Linked DNA regions of Homo sapiens: region 1 is linked to region 2. Evidence: chromatin loops called from intact Hi-C (ENCODE). Cell type or tissue: pancreas. All regions are shown on one strand. Links, peaks and the distances in the headings refer to the core of each region. The heading gives the core; the rest is flanking DNA.

Region 1 (9,036 bases), core at 1,037-9,036, 210 kb after region 2:
ATATGTGTGTGTGTGCATGCGCCCAAGCAACGAAATACTATTCAGCTTTTTTTTTTTTTTTTTTTGAGACGGAGTGTCACACTCTATCGCCTAGGCTGGAGTGCGGTGGCGCGATCTCCGCTCACTGCAGCCTCCGCCTCCTGGGTTCAAGTGATTCTCCTGCCTCAGCCTCCTGAGTAGCTGGGATTACAGGTGGCCGCCACCACGCACGTCTAATTTTGTGTTTTTTGTTTTTTGTTTTTTTGAGACGGAGTCTTGCTCTGTTGCCCAGGATGGAGTGCAGTGGAGCAATCTCAGCTCACTGCAACCTTCGCCTCCCGGGTCCACACCATTCTCCTGCCTCAGCCTCCCGAGTAACTGGGACTACAGGCGCCCGCCACCATGCCCAGCTAATTTTTTTATTTTTAGTAGAGACAGGGTTTCACTGTGTTAGCCAGGATGGTCTCGATCTCCTGACCTCGTGATCCGCCCGCCTTGGCCTCCCAAAGTGCTGGGATTACAGGCATGAGCCACCGCGCCCGGCCTAATTTTGTGTATTTTTAGTAGAGATGGGGTTTTGCCATGTTGGCCAGGCTGGTCTCAAACTCCTGATCTCAAGTGATCTGCCTGCCCCAGCCTCCCAAAGTGCTGGGATTATAGCTGTGAGCCACCGCACCTGGCCTCAGCCTTTAAAAAGGAAGAAATTCTGTCATTTTCAACAACATGGATGGAACTGGAGAACATCAAGTTAAGTGATATAAGCCAAACCACAGGAGACAAATACCACATCTTCTCACTTATATGTAGAATCTAAAACACCTGAGCTCATAGAAGCAGGGTAGAAAGCTGGTCCCTAGAGGCCAGGGTTTGGGGAATGGGGAGATGATGGCCAAAGGGTGCCAGGCCTCAGTTAGACAGGAAGGGTATGTTTTGTGGTTTGGGGGAATTTTTTAGTTCTGTTGTGCAGCATGGTGAATATAATTAATAATAGAGTTTCGTGCATTTCAAAACTGCTAAGAGTACATGTCAAATGTTCTCACCACAAAAGATGGTAAATATCTGAGGTGATGGTTATGTTAATTAGCTTGATTTAAACTGAAATGATTGTATTTAAAAATCATAACATCACTATCTACCTCATAAATATATACAACTATAATCTGTCAAATATATACTTTTAAAAATGAAATTTAAAAATAAACAGGCCGGGCACAGAGGCTCATGCTGGGAGGCCAGGGTGGGAGCACCACTTGAAGACAGGGTTTGAGGCTGAAATCACCCCTGTAAACTTTATAAAATTATTCAGAGAAGAAGGGAGGGGGAGAAGGGAAAATGAACTAAGCTGGTGGTGCAGGCAGCGTCACGACGAGGTGGGCTGGCTCTCTGACCTCTCCTCATAACTGTTGCTGCCTACTGCCCCAGAATCACACAGACCCCGTCCCAAGATCATAGTTCCCCTAACTACCATAGAGAGAACAACTTAAACATTGTAAAAGGTTGATTTCCATCTGAGATGCTCTTTCAGGTCCTGCATAACAGTAAAATTACTGATGCCAGCTGGTGGGAAGGACCTCACAGGAGCTGACTCACCAGCAAATGCATTTTCCACCTCCTGATTTCATCCCCCTTACCCCAACAAGTCAGTGACCCCAGCTTCTCCAGCCCCTCACCCTCCATAATCTCCTTAAGAACCCCAGCCCAGAACTCCAGGGGAGGTGGATTTGAGGGTCTCCTCCCATCTCCTTGCTTGGCACCTGCAATCATTAAGCTTTCTCTGCTGCAAACCCTGCTGTCTCCGTGTATCGGTTGGTTACTGTGCAGAGGGCACACCAACCTGGTGGCCTTGTAACAAGAACAGCAGGGACAACAGAGCAAGATCCCATCTCTTTAAAAAAAATAGCTGGGTGTGGGGGGATGTGCCTGTGGTCCCAGCTACTCAGGAAGCTGAGGCAGGAGGATTGCTTCAGCCCAGGAGTTCGAGGTTACGGTGAACTGTGATGGTGCCACTGCATTCCAGCGTGGGGGACAGAGCAAGACCTTGTCTCTAAAACAAACAAACAACAAACAAACAAACAAACAAAAAAACTAAATAAAACCCTCTCCAAAACAACACAAAACAGCAAATTGCAGGATCTGTTGCCAATAATAAAATTCAGGCTTAGGTAAAAATCAGCATTTTGGAAAACTTGTATTCATCACTGTGAGTCTATCAGCTTCCAAATATTTAAAGGCTTTTATCGTGAGATCGGGGTGATAGTAATGTGATTTTGGGATAATATTTAATAAAACGTGTCAAGATTTGAAAAATCTGCATAACTCAGTAAACCAATATTTTTCAAATTATTAATACCAAAACATGGTCTTCCAAAATTATGCACAGGTAAATTTCCACTCAAAGTGAAAAACAGGGCCAGGTACAGCGGCTCATGCCTGTAATCCCAACACATTAGGAGGCTAAGGTGGGAGGATCACTTGAGGCCAGGAGTTTGAGGCCACAGTGAGCTATGATGGTACCACTGCACTCCAGCCTGGGCAACAGAGCAAGACCCTTTCTCAAAACATAACAAAAACAAAAAACAAAGTAAAAACAGACCAACAGATGATAATGTAACACAACAGATGATAATGTAACAATACAAAAAGTCCATTGGCACGGTTTCAGATTCTGTTATCGCAACAACCTGTAAGAAACTCTACCATTCATCCAGTCCGGGTGTACCATCAGAGAAGAGTGTCCATGATTACCTGAAAAGGCGGCTCAGCCCTGTGAGGCCAGATCTCTTCACTGATTTCAACCAAAACACACTGCGACAGATGCAACGCAGATGCAGACAAACATTCAAGAGACTGCAAAACTGCAAAGCCACGTCCCTCTTCTCACTGGATTTTTTTGTTTTGAAAGTATTTTTCATAAAATGTTAACGTGTTATTTCTATTAACATGTCATTAGTTTATGGGTTTTTGTTTGTTTGTTTGTTTTTTGAGGTGGAGTCTTGCACTGTCCTCCAGGCTGGAGTGCACTGGCGCGATCTCGGCTCACTGCAACTTCCACCTCCTGGGTTCAAGCGATTCTCCTGCCTCAGCCTCCCGAGTAGCTAAGATTACAGGCACCTGCCACCATGCCCGGCTAATTTTTGTATTTTTAGTAGAGACATGGTTTCCATGTTGGCCAGGATGGTCTCAAACTCCTGGCCTCAGGTGATCCTCCTCCTTCAGCCTCCCAAAGTGCTGGGATTACAGGCGTGAGCCACTGCGCCTGGCCTTTTCTTCTTTTTTTGAGATAAAGTCTTGCTCCGTCGCCTGGGCTGGAGTGTAGTGGCGTGATCTTGGCTCACTGCAGCCTCTGCTTCCCAGGTTCAAGCAATTCTCCCGCCTCAGCCTCCTGTGTAGCTGAGATTACAGGCATGCGCCACCACGCCCAGCTAATTTTTGTATTTTTAGTAGAGACGGGGTTTCACCATGTTGGCCAGGCTGGTCTCAAACTCCTGGCCTCAGGTGATCCTCCTGCCTTGACCTCCCAATGTGCTGGGATTACAGGTGTGAACCACTGTGCCTGGCCCGTTGTTATTTTCAATAAGACTTCATGAATATTTTCATATTTTTTTATGAAGGTGGTGTAAACATGTGGTGTAAATATTCCCACTTGAGCCCACAGAGCACAGAGTGGGGAAGAGATGGACAGTATCATACGGCATTTCCACTAGACAGACACACACAGACTGCACCCAGATAACAGCGTGGATCACAGTAAGCTAGAAATAATTAGGAAGCAATACATTTTGAGTATTTATTTCCTTTGCTTTTTATAGTATTTCTGTGTTTTACATAATTTAATTACTTTAATTTGATTTGAATAATGGTTGTGTCCAACAACCAGCTGATGAGATTACTGGAGATGCTACCGTAGGTTCTGGTGAGCACGTGCAAGCCTGCTCCAGCACACACTACAGACAGCACCCCAAAACCAAAGCTCCTTGGGCTTCTCAACAGCTGCTAAGAGTGTTGGGGCCAGATGCAGTGGCTCACGTCTGTAACCCCAGCACTTTGGGAGGCCAAGGAGGGTGGATCATCTGATGTCAGGAGTTCGAGACCAGCCTGGCCAACGTGGTGAAATTCCGTCTCTACTAAAAATACAAAAATTAGCCAGGCGTGGTGGCGCATGCCTGTAATCTCAGCTACTCAGGAGGCTGAGGCAGGAAAATCGATTGAACCCGGGAAGCAGAGGTTGCAGTGAGCCGAGATCGCACCACTGCACTCCAGCCTGGGTGAGACTCTGTCTCAAAAAAAAAAAAAAAAGTGTGAAGGGATACTAAGGCCAAAACATTTGCACCCCACTAATAGTGATTAAAATACTCGCACCAGAACAACACAGCATTCTGGAAAATACAAAAAACGAGATACACACTCAACGCTCCTCAGAAGGAGTCCCAAGGGGGAAGAGATACTGATGTGGGTAAAGGCAATGAATCGATCGATCACTCACTCCACCCTCCAATCGAGAGAGGAGCGACTCCCACAGCCCTCCAGGCCTGAGGCCTGAAGAGGAGATTTTTCAAAATGGGGGTCTCTGGGTCAGAGGTCAGCTTGAAGCCTGCCCTTAAACTCTCCCTCTCTGACTCAGTTTCCTCATCTGTAAAGCGGGGTGCAAAGAGTGTGCCCCAGCCCTGGGGTCCTGAGAAGCTGGACCTGGCAGGCGGACTTGAGGCCCTTCCTGTGGTCCAGCTCCGGGACTCCCCAGCCCTCGGGGCTCTTTCTGCAGCCCCTACCTACCGGGACATAACCGTTCAGCCCCGCATCCCACTGTGGATCCGCAACCCCGCCCCTGCCTGGACCTTCTCCCCTTGCCAGCATCACTGGGCCCCACAGGCCCCCACACCCACCTCTCGAAGGAGGTGGAAGCTTTCAGACCTGCACCTGGGAAGCTTTGTCCTGAAATCACAGGGCAGGGGGCTGAAAGTGGAATCGAGCAGCGGGAGGAAGGACAAGAGGTAGGTGCTGCCTGGATGCCCCCCAGACACTGGCTCCTTTGGGATCCAAGTCTTGGGGAGGAGTTGGGGTCAGCTGAGAGGGATGTGAGGTAGGGGCTGGGGCGGGGGGCCTGTCTGAGTCCTTAACTCAGCACTGATGAGCTCCTGACCAATGACCAGAGATGGCGGGGAGTGGGGAGGCAGGTTACTGTTGCTGTGCCTGCCCCCACCCCCATAGCTGTACCCAGGCTACTGGGGAGGCAGCACAGGAGGGGGTAGTGGGGGGAGCGCACAAAGGGGTTGCCTGGGGGTGGGGGGGGGACTTGGCCTGCTATGCTTGAACTTTGAGTTGGCAAGAGCCGACTACGGGCAGCAGGTGCAGCAGTTCCGAGGCAGAAAGGGCCTGGCTGGCCCCAGCCCAGGGCTGGCTTGAGGGTCCCAGTCCAGCTTCTACGGACAGCTTCAGATTAATCCCCCAAGGATGAATATGGTGGAGCCCACAGGAAGAAGGATGAGCGGCCCCCAAGTCTCCAGAGCCCCATGTCACCACCTCCACCAGAGCCAGCAGCGCCTCCTCAAAGCTGGCCCCCGGGTCTGTGGATGCCAGGGTCAGGCACGGGGATCCCTGCATTGAGCTCCGGGCAAGAAGAGCCAGTGAGGTGGTGGGGTGGTAGATCTGGAGAGCCCCGGGCCCCTGCCTGCTCCCCTTCCGCCCTCACCGGCCTCACATCCCCAGGGGAGACCCTGCACCCCACTGCCATGGGAGGCGCCTCTGTCAACAACAAGTGGAAAACCCCCCCGACCAACGGCCGAGGCCCGGGCCTCAGAGTGTGGACCAGCTCCGCACAGGCGCCCCTTCGATCCCCTCTGGACAATTATTGTCTCTTCACAATCAGTGGGAAACTCAAGGACCAGCAAATAGGACCTCCAGGGCCAACCAGGAATGGCACGGCTGAGCCAGGGGTGCTGAGGGAAGGGGCTGGCAGGGGATAGATGGATTTACGGATGGATAGACAGACAGCAGCACAGCCCAAGGCCTCCACTGTGGATTGAAGCTCGACCGTGCAGACCAGGCCGGCAGCCTGGGAGGGGACAGATGACCGCAGGTGGGAAGGGTCAGGGCAGGCTCTCCTGGGACGGGCCCCACGCAGGGAAGGGCAAGGAGCTGGGCAGACAGATGGGGGAGCCTCAGACGCCACATCCTTGGCCAGGTGTCACATGCCCCAGCCAGAGGATGAGCCGTGCCAACCGCAGAGAGAGGCGTCGGGCACAGACCCCGAGGATGGGGAGGTGAGCAGGTCCTCTCTCGGGTAGGGGAGTGGTAGGAAGAATCAAGGGCTACTTGGCTGCAACCCCAATAAGCCAGGTTTTGCGCCAGCATTTCCCCACCCAGTGTGGGCTGAGGTGGGCAGAGACCTGGGCATAACTGGGCACTGGGAGATCAGCAGCCAGGGAGAGGGGGACAGCCAAGTCGAGGCCATGTGCAAAGGAGAGGCCGTCATAAGCGCACAGGTCAGGTGTCTGCGGAGCACACGGCTCACTCCCACTCGCACAGACAGGACCTGCGGAGGCAGGCGGGCAGGCTCAGGAGTCCAGGACGGCACCCCTGGAACTTGGGGAGCCTTTGCCTGACTGAAGATCCTGAGCCCTGAGGAGCAGCCTCGTGGGGAGCCCTTATTGTCCATCGGGCATCAAATGCCAGGTTCAGAACTCCTGAAGGAGGCGGGTCAGAGGAGAACAGGAGTGGATGACCCACACCATTCAGCCGTCCGAGGGAGGCAGTGGGTGGGGCCCAATGCCAGCCATGGCCCCGGGGCCCCTCCTTCTAGCACGTGGTGGAGCAGAACGACCAGAGCCCTGCCCCCTCCACTGAGACCCCCAGAGCTCGCTGCAGGAGCCCCCATGCCTGACCCTGGCATCCAGACCCGGGAGCCAGCTTTGATAACTAAAACACCCCCACTCCTGTCTCTCTCGGTCTAACTGAAGGCGCCCAGAGGAATGCTGGACGCTGTCACTGTCGGCAGCTGCTCATCGGTGTGAATCAGTTCAGTGCAGTTTCCAAAAAACAAAATTCAGAAACCAACTAGCTATGGGGCTGAAGACAGAGCAACGTGGGCTCTGCCCGGAATTCTCGGGGGCACCTGCCGTGATGGGTGTCTGCCTCGCACCGGTCACACGTCTTCACTGCGCTGACTCCACAGCTCCTGCAGGTTCCTGAGTGCCTGCGTGTTCGCGTTTGGGGGCAGGACACAGGGATGCCCTGGGCTCAGCCTCTTCTCACCAGAGTCTAAATGCCTGCAAAGCCCTGAGCTGGGGGTCCGAGGCAGGCCCCGGAGGGCACCCCACACATGTGCCATCCTGAGTCCTCTCATAACCCGGGAGGCAGGGGCCTCTATTCCCCCACTTGACAGGTGAGGAAGCTGAGGCCAGGGAAGACCAGGAGCTGCTCAAGGTCACACCTCAGCGCAGAGGCTGTAGCCCCTGCCCGTCCCCTCCTCCCAGGGCTGCCTGGCTCCCAGCCCTGACTCTGCCTTAGGGGAGGCTGTGTGGGGAAGGTGGCGTGGCAGTGCCTCAGGAGGTGGCTCCCAGGTGCCCTCCAGCCAGCACACAGCCCCTCACCGGCTGGCCACACTCAGCACAGCCCAGGCTATGCAGTGCTCGCAGGACAGGGCCGGACTCTCCACAGCCCATCCAGATGCCCACATCCAGAGTGGACGCCATTCCAGCTTGGGCCTCCCTCGTGGGTCCTCTCCGGCCTTGCCTAGTACCCACAGGTCCTGGGCTCACTCTCCTGGGAACCCCACCCTGTGTGATTCCAGACTCACCAGGCCCCCTCCCTCCGGCCTCACAGAGGAGGCTGGGAAGCTGGGCAGGGCCCACCCTTAGTGCCCCCCAACCCAACAATCCCAGCCTCCACTTGTCAGAAAAGGCCATGCCTCTCACATGGACAGAGCCCTCCCTCACTCTTACCAGTGCAAAGTCTCTTCCTCCAGGAAGTCCTCCCAGATCTCCTTTTTGGGGGACCCTTGGTTTCCAGCCCCTAGTTATCAGCCGGTTCACCCCAGATGACAGCTGCACACCAGGACCCCTCATTTCCTATCAGCGAGGTCATGGTGCCCAGCACCCCTCCCCAATCCCAGCGACAGGTAGAGACTGGGACACAGGTATGGGCAAACTGACCTGGGATTCACCTTGTGCCTGCCTTGGACCAGGCATGGCCTCTCTGGCCATCAGTTTCTCAACTCTGCCACAGGCCCATGCCCCTCTCTCCACAGACCCCTCCCCATTTCTCTTTCCTGTCCTAGCTCCCTCAAGGTCCTAAGAGCAGCCCAGAGCCCCAGAGCCCCAGGGCCCCCCCAGGCTGGCTCTGCTGTCAGACCCACAGTTCTGCCAGGAATTCATTCCTGCTGGTCCCCGGCCAACACAGGGACACAGGCAGAGCCCCGGACCACCTGCCCGAGCCCCAAAATCACCCAACATCACTTCCCAGGCCAGCCCATGCCCACACCAACCCTCTGCACTCTGCACCCCTGTCCTAACCTCACCTGCTAAACCCTGGCCCAGGCACTGTTTCCCACGGAGGCTCCAGGAGGCCTTCATCCACCAGCACTTCCTGCCTCTGGCTGCCGGGCCCCGCCCTCCCCATCTTGGCTCTGGGGCCTCTGCCTGACTGTGCCCACCCAGGGCTCACTTCCCCTCCCTGGGCCCAGTGCCGCCCGCTGCCCACCCTCCCCAGCTCACACTCTGCAGGTACCTCCAGGTCCTGGGTCTGCCACAGACGGGTGGAGTGCGGCTCCCAGGGCCTCCAGCCAGGCAGACGAACCCGTTCTCCTGGTTTGTGGCTGGCACTGCGAGGGGCTTCCCGAGGGCCGCACCCTACAGTCCCTGTACTCGGGGCCAGCTTGTGGGTGGCCCTTCCTCAATCCCCAAACCCATGTATAGCTAAAGAGAAGGGAGGGGACACTGCCACACCCCTGAAGCCAGAACTGCCATGCTGGGCAGGAGCCACTCCCCTCAAGCAGCACCAGCGCCCACTTTGCCCACCCAGGGACCCCGACCTGCTGCGTCCAGCTCCTGGGCCCACCCTGCC
Region 2 (10,096 bases), core at 1,223-9,222:
CTGCATCTGTTTCTCCCTCTGTGGATTTGTACCTTAGAGACAAGAACACTGTGACATCCAGAAAGGGCCTGCTGGCACCAGGGCTGTCGGGCAGGTGGGCTCGGAAAGGCTCTGGCCTCTCCCCATAGCAGGAGCCTCCAGCCAGGCTGGACCCTGGCCCACTCCCAGCTCCCCAGAAAGGGCGGTCCCAGCTTCCTGCTTGGCTGGCCTTGACATTGTTTCCATTTGGGCCAGCAACCCAGGCAGCCTGAGGCCAGACTGCAGCTCCTGGGCTGGTTGCTGGGCGTGATGGCAGGGGGCTGCTAGGACAGCCAGCGGGCCCCAGGGAGAGACTTCCCGGGCTCAGGGTGGTGTCTGGGATCTGATCCCAGCCTGGCTGCAGCTCGAAGCCTTTCTCCTCCCAGGGCCTGGCCAACCTAAAGGGCCATAGACAAAGCTTCCAACAGCACTCAGCGTGGGAGACCTGGCCGGGGCGGCCGTGAGGAGCAGTTTGCCGTGGGACCCCTAGCTCTGTGGCCCAGCCCTGCCCAGATGCCCTGACACATGCCCAAGGCCTGGGCAGGAGGACTCGTTCTGGGGATTCTGAAACAGAAGCTAGAAACCTCATCAGGCCTGGAGAATCAGACAGAGACTGCTCTGCCCAGAACCCCCGTCCGCAAGCAGGGCTGGGTGCAGGGCTCACACTCTGATCACTGCGAACCCTTCAGAAGCCACAGAGCCCTTCTGCCAGCTCCCCGGCCAGGGCTGCCCACCCTCTGTAGCTTGAGGTCTGAACCTCATGAGTTTTCTGTGGGCAGAGGGAAGCAGCCAAACCCAGGCTAGTATCTCTGGGTGGGACCCTCCTGGCAGCCAGCGCCCACCCCCTTCAGGACCACCCCTTCCCCTTGCACCTTGGCAAGATCCCCAGAACCCACCATCCTCCTTGGAGATTGAAGAGAAAGAACACCCAGGGTGGGGCCTTTGTAACCCCCCACCGGGTGGTTAGGGGCAGAGCAGAGGGTGTGGAGTAGGACAAGGGCCTGACCTTCCTCCCAGCAGCCCCTGGGGCCCCTTTGGACTGAAAGGTCAGGAGACAGAAGCAAGGAAGGAGGGCGGCTTGGGAGGCGGGGCCAGAGGCCCTGAGAAGGGCACCCATGAGGCAGGGCAGCCCGGGTGCCAAGAAGCTGCCCTCAGCCCCTCCCCCCATGCCACACCCCCAGTGGAACCTCCTGACTGTGAGCAGGAGTCACCGCCTCCAGGGAGCCCATGCCTGCATCACAAAGGAGGCCCAGAAGCCTTCAGGCAGCCTCAACTCAGCCCCAAGCCACTGCTCTCCCATCCCAGTCCCTGGAAATCCACCCACTTGGCCCAGCTCACCCCAACTCCAACCCACTGGGACCCAGTCTCCAGGGGCCTGACTGTGGGCGGCAGCCACTCCTGAGTGAGCAAAGGTGAGTTGTGCTGAAGGAAGGTACCCGGCCTGCTTTCCTGGGCCTTGAAACCCTCTCCAGGCCCTCTCCTGGGCCTTGAAACCCTCTCCAGGCGCTCAGCCCCTTTCTCAGGAGGCTGGGCAGGGCGTCCTGTGTGCAGTCTCGCCTGTGCCAGGGCAGGCAGCCCCCTCTGGCATACGGTTTATCTTACCCAAAGGACCCGCTGTCCCCCATCTGTAGTAACCTGGAGAGGCCACGAGTGTCCCCAGGGAGCCGCAGTGCCTTCGCCTCAGCAGACACTCCACACCTGCCCCGGGTACTTGGCTCAATTTGAAGGTGTTTATTTTGTGTGTGCCGTGGGGCACATGGAGCCGTCTGTGGATACCTGCAGGACAGAATGAATTCAGGACGCAGGAGCAGATTCATTAATTCTGACCAAAGAAAGAAGTTCGTGGAAGCTGAGCTCAGACTTGTCCAAATGATTGATCCATTCATTCATCATTCATTCATTCATTCACCCAACAGATAATGACCGAGGTCTCTGGGGTGGGGGTGCCAGTCTAGGTGAAGCGGCCCCCACAGAGGGTGCCCCTGCCCGTGGAGCTGACGTTCCCAGGGGGCTGCAGAAGTATCGAGGAGATGTGGAGGTGGAGCTGGGAGTCCCTGGAGAGACACAGAGCAGGGGAGGGGCTGGGGCTCCCCGAGTTGAACCCGAGGCCGAGCCAAGGAAGGCCCCACTGGGAAGGGGAGCTTGGCAGGAATCTGGGAGGCCTGCCTGGGTGGGTGGGGAGGGTGGGGGGAGAAACCTGGTGGGCCTGCCTGAGGGTAAGGGGAGGGCATAGTGAGAGGGGAGGAGGGCCAAAGAGGGTCCTGACATCAGGGCAAGGCCCGGCTCTTCCTCCAAGGGTTTGGCTACCAGGGGCCAGGGAGTGACGGCCTCTGATTCTAGTTACAGGCCCCTGGGCCCCTGTGGTGGGGATCAGTGGGTGAGACAGACCCCTCAGGGGGAGGTGATTGGTGGGGCCTGGAACAGGCAGCGAGTGGCAGGAATGAGAAAGGGTCCGACTGAGATGGGCTTGGAGGCTGAGGACTGGCGCGGGGTGTGGACGCAGGCAAGGGAGGCAGATGGCTCCAAAGTCCAGCTTCAGCCAGTGGCGGGATAGGGGTGTCTAGGGGCACAGCAGAGGGCGTCAAAGGAAGCATCTGAGGGTGTGTGGATGCATGAACGCTGCGGTTCACAGAGCCAGGGACTGAGAGAGGTGGCTGAGGGGACAGGAAGGGAGGAGCGAGGGACCTGGAGGAGAGGAGTGAGGTCCAGGTCCCCGTCCCCGCTCCTCACACAGCCAGAGGTCAGGGATCTCTGGAGGAGTCGCTGAAATGAGCTGGCCCAGCCACCTTTGCAGGGTGTTGCCCAGACAGGCTAAGGGACATCTAGGATCTCCCAGGGAGTCAGGGACAGAACTCAGGCAAAGTCCACAGCAGGGGGGCGGTGGGGTACAGGGGGGCGGAAGCACATTTAGCCCAGGTGCTGGCAGTCTCAGCAGCCAGTCCCTGACCCACCCACAGGCAGGACTGGGCCTGGCTTCCTTTCGCTGCTCCCACATTATCCGCCCTGCCTGGTACAGGGCTAAGCTGGGGCTCAGCACAGCAGGTGTGTGATTGCGTGTGACGACTGAAAGTGCTGGAAGGCCAAAGCACCCAGCCGCTTCCCTAGGACCGGGCAACTTCCCAGCAGGGCTCCGAGTGCCAGCGAGGGATGTGCACATCCATGCATGTGCTCACATATGTGCACACACACACAGACATGCACAGCCACACACCAGAGCACACGCACACACGTGCACACCCACACACACAATCATGCACATGCACATGAGCGCACACGCACAGGTGCACAATCACAGTCACACACGTGCACACACGAGCGTACACGCACACACGTGCATATCCACGCACACAATCATGCACATGCACACACAAGAGCACACGCACACAATGCACAGTCACACACATGCACACACGAGAGTACACGCACACAGGTGCATATCCACGCACATAATCATGCACACGCACACACGAGAGGACACACGTGCACACTCAGGCACACACGTGCATATCCACATAATGCACATGCACACATGAGAGCACACGCACACGTGCACAATCACACAGTCACACACGTGCACACACGAGTGTACACGCACACACGTGCATATCCGCACACATAATCATGCACACGCACACACGCGAGCACAGGCACACACGTGCAGTCACACACATGCACACACGAGGACACACACGTGCACACTCACTCACAGTCACACACATGCACACATGAGCGTAGACAGTGCATATCCACGCAATCATGCACACGCACACACGAGAGCACACGCACACACGTGCACACACACACATGCACACACCAGAGCGCACACACACGTTCACGCTCATGCAGTCATGCACATGCACACACCAGAACATGTGCACACGTGTGTGTACACGATCATACATCAGAACATATGCACACACGCACAGTCATACACATGCACACGCCCAACTACATGCACACACTCATTTGCACACATGTGTACACTCAGGTTCACACTCCCACACATACACGCACACTGGAGCACGCAGACTTGGGAGCCTCCTGAGTCCAGTGTCCTGTGCCCCAACCCTTCCTGCCCAGCTCCCTGTCCTGCCTACAGCAGCAGCCTGTGCCCAGCCGTGTGTGTCTTCAAGTGCTGCCCACTGCCCTGCTGGCTCCAGAAGGTGTCCCCTCCATAGTAACAGGGTCAGGGGACGACCAGAGCTGCACACCAGCCAGGTGGCTGCCAGGGTTGAGACTCAAGCCTGCCTGGCCCTGCAGATCCCTTCCTGGCCCACGTAGTCACCGCCTGTGTGGGTACCTACTGTTCTGGTGTCGCCCATCACTGGCTTCTGGGCTTCAACAGGAAAGGTGGGCTGGGAGCCCAGAAGCCCAAGTGGCCTCCCCGACAGCGTCCCTGACCTAGCGCTCAGGCCCACAGCTCCAAGACAACCAGCATGAGCAGCCCAGGGGGGGGGCTCCACTACAGGAGTCCCTTGACAGCACAGGAGCTGAGCCTCCTGGGTCCAGCTTGCGACCCCAAGCTGGGAGCATCCCAGTCCTAGAACCTCCATGCACTCAGAGATTCCGGCCCAGGGGTAGTGTGGAAAGTCCCGGGACCCAGTCACCCAGGGTTGTGAGCTTGGAGAGGGAGACGGGAAGAGTGTTCCAAAGGCACCCAGCGCCCGCTCCCAGCCAGCATCCGGCCCTTCCAGCCTCGGGCCGGGCTCGGGGAGCTCCACGCCCCTCTCCCCTCTCCCCTGCCCTGGGCCTGCAGGTTCCTCCGCGGTGCTCTCCCGTCCAGAGCCCTGCTGATGGGGAAGTCCGAAGGCCCAGTGGGGATGGTGGAGAGCGCCGGCCGTGCAGGGCAGAAGCGCCCGGGGTTCCTGGAGGGGGGGCTGCTGCTGCTGCTGCTGCTGGTGACCGCTGCCCTGGTGGCCTTGGGTGTCCTCTACGCCGACCGCAGAGGTGAGTGCGGGTGCCCCGCCCCCGCCTGTCCCCGTGCCCGCTCTCCGCGCTCGCCCCGCTGCACCTGCTGCAGGGTCCGCCTGCCCCCAGCCCGAGCCCGCCCGTCAGATGGGGCAGGTGGGTCTGCACTGGGCACCCAGGGGCTCCCGGGGCCGAGCTGCGGACTCAGAGGCGGCGGGAGGGGCACTGACCTGCAGGGAGCCCGCGGTCCCTTCCAGAAAGCTCTGCCCCGGCCCCGACTCCCGCGCGCTGCTTCTGCAGCTCCGCACCCGCCCGCCTCCGCCTCCGCCTCCGCCTCCGCCGGACTCCCGGAGGGTGGGGGGCGCAGACCCGTCGCCCGCCCCTCCGCCCACCCCCTCCCTGCCTGGCCGCGCAGCCCCGGCTGGGGACCACCGGCGTCCGTGTCCCTCCCGCCGCCCGGGCTCACCTGGCTGCCTCACTCCCCCGCTGCCATCCTGCGGAGAGACCTGAGGGTCCTGCCGCCCCCGCCCCGCTCAAGGCCGGGTCAGGTCACGGGACCACGGCGGGAAGGGGCCAGTCTGGGGTCCCACGGAGACAAAGGCGTGGCCAGGGCTGCTCGCTGGAACCTCGGGCTGTCCCGGGAACACTCCCCCCGCCCCCGGCTGTCCCGGGAACACTCCCCCCGCCCCCACGCCGGCCCCTCCCTTGATCTCCCCTCTTGGTTCAGGGGCTCCCAGGCACCCGTAGACCTGGTCACCTTCCAGCCGCCCCTGCCAGCCCCTCCGCAGGCACAGCCCTGGTCCCTCTGAGACCGGGCAGCGCGCACACATCGGGGAGCAATGCTCACCCCCGGGGCAGGTGCGTAGGGCGCTCCCACCGTGGCAGGCACCGGACTCAGAGCTCATGGCGGACCTCGCACCCCAGGTCCAACAATGGGGCGCCTCAGCCTGTGTTACTAGAATGCCCCCTCATGTCTGGAGCCCTGCGCACTGCCTGGGACCATCCCTCCACCCCTGCGGGAGGCTGTGTCTGTGAAGCAGAAGTGGGTGCTGCCTGTGGATGTGCAGGGCGTCCCGGCCCGGGGCTGCATGGCTGGCCACTGTACAGTGTGGCTGCTGCCCAGACCGCAGCCCCTGGCCCTCTAGGGTCTCCCCTGGGACAGAGGGGTCCTGCGACCTCCATGGGCGGTGGGCAGTGGGGGAGGGAAAGGCTCACTCACACTGAGGAACCCAGAGCCCAAGGGAAGCTCTGTTCAGAGCCTGCTGGGCTCAAAACACCTGCTTTCCAGGCTTTCATAAAACAAGGCTGACCCCACACACACCCCCAGCTGTGGGGTAGGAGGAGGCCTCTCTTCTTCTGGGTCGTGCCAAAGGGCCTGAGCCCACCCATCCCAGAGAGACCCTCCCTGCCCAGCCAGGTGCCTCGGGAGTGCCCCACGGTGCCATGGATCTCAGCAAAGCCTGCCTCCACCCACTCCAGTGTGGAAACGGGCCCTGGACCCCCTCCCTCCAGGGCGGCAGAGCCCTCTGTTCCCCGTCAAGACCCCCCACCAGGAATGACCCCACAGCTGACCTTGGCCTCAGTCCAGGATTGTTTGTGGAAGGTTTTCTAAGCAGTTATTATCATTTATTTCTGTGTATTTTCTCATTTCCATTATGACTTTTTCATTGACTTATAAGTCATTTAGAAATTTTTTTAATTTCCAGACATGAGTTTTTAGTTACTTTTTTAAAATTATTGATTTCTAACTTAACTGTGTTGTCAGAAACCATGGTTTATGCCATTATTTATGTGGTTCTTTCTTTGATATTTGCTGGGCTTGCTTTGGGGCTAACACTTGATCGATTTTATAAATAAGCCCTGTGTGCTGCGGAATAGGCTCAATCACCAAATGCTGAGTGATGGTGTCTATCTACATCCACTAGATCAATCAAGTCTTCTACATATTGGCTCTTTTTCCATTCTCTTGATCTCAAAAGAATGAAAGATTTGGAAAGATCAAGAAAATGATTTCTTAAAATCATGTACTGAAGTGTGTATGCTAAAATCTTGCACTAAAGAATCACCCGTTCTTGTAGTTACATCAAATCTTACCTAATTTACCTATTTAAGGCGATATTACTATGTGAACGCAAATTTAGGTATGAATTATAAAATTAGTTTCATAAATTTAATATTGTAGTAAGATACACATATGAAGTTAATATATCTTTCACTTCGTGAAACTGTGTAGTCACCGTTTCTGACTTAACAAGGCTTTTTGCCTTAAATCCTGTTGAGCCTGACATGAGTACTAGCTACTCAGCATTTGCTGTGTCTATTTTTTCCATTCTTTTTCTTTGAAACTTTTCATCTCCTTAGCTTTAGATGTGTCTCTTTCAATCGTGTATGGCTGGATTGGGGGTTTGTCTATCTTTTAATTGGAGGATTTTGTTGGTTTATAATTACCAGGACAACTAAAATGTATGTGTTTCCTATTGTGTTGTTTTGTGTGTCTCATTCGTTTTTTTCTCTTTTCTTGCCTTGTTTTGGATCAACCTATCATTATTTCCTCTATTTTCCCTCAACTAACTTGGAAGTTTTGTATTTCTATCTTTTCGACAGTTATCTTAGATTTTTTTGTTTTAATTATTTTTAAAGTTATAAACTTTCTTTTATAAAATCAAATGTTTTTACAAAAATGACAGTGAGAAATACAGTCTCATGTCCATCCTAGAATTCTACTCCTCCAAAACAACTGTATTCATTTTCTAGTACAGGGGTTGGCAAACTATGGCCCATAGGCCAAATCTGGCCCCTTGCTTCTTTTTGTATATAAAGTTTTATTGGAACACAGCCAGACCCATTCATTTATGTATCATCTATGGCTACTTTCCTGCTAGGACAGCAAAGTTGAACAGGTGAGATGAAGCATGTATGTGGCCCACAAAGCCTCAAATATTTACATCTGGCTTTTTACAGAAGTCCAACCCCAAGACTGGAGTGCCCCTCGTGTATAAACCTGGTCTGTGAACCCTTCTCTCTTTATCGTACAGTTTAGATCATGAGGAGGCATTATCAGATTGTGGCTAGCACCCAGGCTCACAGTTTTTGACCACTCAGAAAGCTCAATCCACATACCTCTTCCCCAAATTTCTTTGTCACCAATTTTCCAATCATACTTCTTCCAAGTCCCTGACCATCCAGCCAAACCATTGGCTACAGCCCATGAATCGGTACATAATCGCATCGCACATCTGGCCTCTTCTCCTTCCAAGCAAAGTGCACAACAAGGTACGCTGCTTGAAGTTCTGCCCACTGGGAAGATTTCCCTTCACCGCTGTCCTTCATGGATGTCCTGGAAAGGGGCTATAGTGCTGCAGCTGTCCACTTGTGGGTGGTGCCTTCATATCATGCAGAACCATCTGTGAATCAGGCCCTAGTCTTCTCTTCCTCTGTCCACTGGTCATAGGGAACTCCCCATGAGGCTATCGGTGCAGGCTGGAGGAGAGAAGGCAGGGTGGGAGGAGTGAAGACCATGGGCATTTGAGCCACTTCCTCATGTAACTTACTTGTGCCTTCAGGACTTGCTTGAGCCCGATCTTGTATATACCACTTCCATTTGATGATGGAATGCCGCTGTGCATGACCCACTTTATGGCTAGATGGGTCAGAAAGCACCCAGTTCATGATAGGAAGTTCAGGTCGCATGGTGACTTGGTGATCCGTAGTCAAACGTTCACTTTCCACCAAAGCCCAGTAACGGGCCAAGAGCTGTCTCAAAAGGAGAGCAGTTAACTGCAGAAGATAGCAGGGCCCCGCTCCAAAATCCTAGAGGGCTCCGCTGTGATTCACCCACAGGGGCCTGCCAAAGGCTCCAAACAGCATCCCTATCTATCTGCCACTGACACTCCAGGCACCGTTGGATCTGCTGGGTCATACAGCCCAAGTGGCAGAGCAGCTTGCCCAGCAGCCTGGACCTGTTGCAGAGCCTGCTCCTGTTCTGGACCCCGCTCGACACTGGCAGCCTTTTGGATCACTTGATAAATGGGCTGAAGTAACTCGCCCAGATGAGGAGTGTGCTGCCTCCAGAATCCAAACAGGCCCACTAGGCCCGAGACACCTTGTCTCAGATGAAACTTTGGACTCGGAATTTTGAGTTAATGCCGGAATGAGTTCAGACTTTGGGGGACTGTTGGGAAGGCATGATTGGTTTCAAAATGTGAGAAGGACATGAGATTTGGGAGGGGCTGGGGGCAGAATGATATAGTTTGGCTCTGCGTCCCCACCCAATCTCATGTCAAATTGTAATCCTCATGTGTCAGGGGAGAGGCCTGGTGGGATGTGATTGGATCATGGGAGTGGATTTCCCTCTTGCAGTTCTCGTGATAGTGAGTGAGTTCTCACGAGATCTGGTTGTTTGAAAGTGTGCAGCTCCTCCCCCTTCGCGCTCTCTCTCTCCCCTGCTCCACCATGGTGAGACGTGCTTGCGTCCCCTTTGCCTTCTGCCATGATTGTAAGCTTCCTCAGGCGTCCTAGCCACGCTTCCTGTACAGCCTGAGGAACTGGGAGTCAATGAAACCTCTTCTCTTCATAAATTACCCAGTTTCAGGTAGTTCTTTCTAGCAGTGTGATAATGGACGATACAAGTAGAGACTGAGATCAATAGCATTTGCACTGGGCCTGGAACACACTGTTAAGAACGTAAGAGCTATTGCTGTCATTAGTAATATTCTGTATTATTGGCAACATCATCACAATACACTGCTGTGGGAGGGTCTGAGATACTTCTTTGCAGACTCCAATATTTGTCAAAACATAAAATCAGGAGCCTCATGAATAGTGTTTAAATTTTTACATAATAATACATTGCACCATTTGGTATATGAGTCTTTTTGAAATGGTATATGCAGGACGGTTTCCTAATATACAGAATCAGGTACACCTCCTCTTCCATCAGTGCGTGAGTGTGAGGGATTGAATTCCTCTGGTTAGGAGTTAGCTGGCTGGGGGTTCTACTGCTGTTGTTACCCACAGTGCACCTCAGACTCACGTTTCTCCAGCAATGAGCTCCTGTTCCCTGCACTTAGAGAAGTCAGCCCGGGGACCAGACGGTTCTCTCCTCTTGCCTGCTCCAGCCTTGGCCTTCAGCAGTCTGGATGCCTATGACACAGAGGGCATCCTCCCCAAG

What was found. Peaks named below come from ENCODE experiments on the same cell type or tissue, not always from the same donor. Only the 100,000 strongest peaks of a DNase experiment are listed, where the experiment ranks them.
Region 1: a loop joins it to region 2, with 2.6 times the contacts of the local background. A loop is called at or near these places in 51 of 110 quality-filtered maps.

The regions. Positions count from the first base shown.
Region 1 is chr1:2,416,194-2,425,229 of GRCh38, reverse strand. It overlaps a transcript of PLCH2 not described here. Among named protein-coding and RNA genes, the nearest start is that of PEX10, 8.1 kb to the right of the region's middle. In pancreas, for the core only: no CTCF peak of the experiment used is centred there; DNase peaks (open chromatin) are centred at 7,179, 7,639, 8,349, 8,659 and 2 weaker places; H3K27me3 peaks cover 401 bases.
Region 2 is chr1:2,624,200-2,634,295 of GRCh38, reverse strand. MMEL1 (membrane metalloendopeptidase like 1) reads left to right here and starts at 1,280. Exons shown (of 24, transcript NM_033467.4): 1 at 1,280-1,430; 2 at 4,775-4,965. The coding sequence starts at 4,812. It overlaps MMEL1-AS1 (MMEL1 antisense RNA 1), which reads right to left and starts at 5,540. Exons shown (of 3, transcript NR_183343.1): 1 at 5,393-5,540; 2 at 1,621-1,794. RefSeq lists an enhancer at 3,050-3,550 and silencers at 4,732-5,026, 8,724-8,973. In pancreas, for the core only: no CTCF peak of the experiment used is centred there; DNase peaks (open chromatin) are centred at 4,965, 5,465, 5,495 and 5,925; H3K27me3 peaks cover 3,121 bases.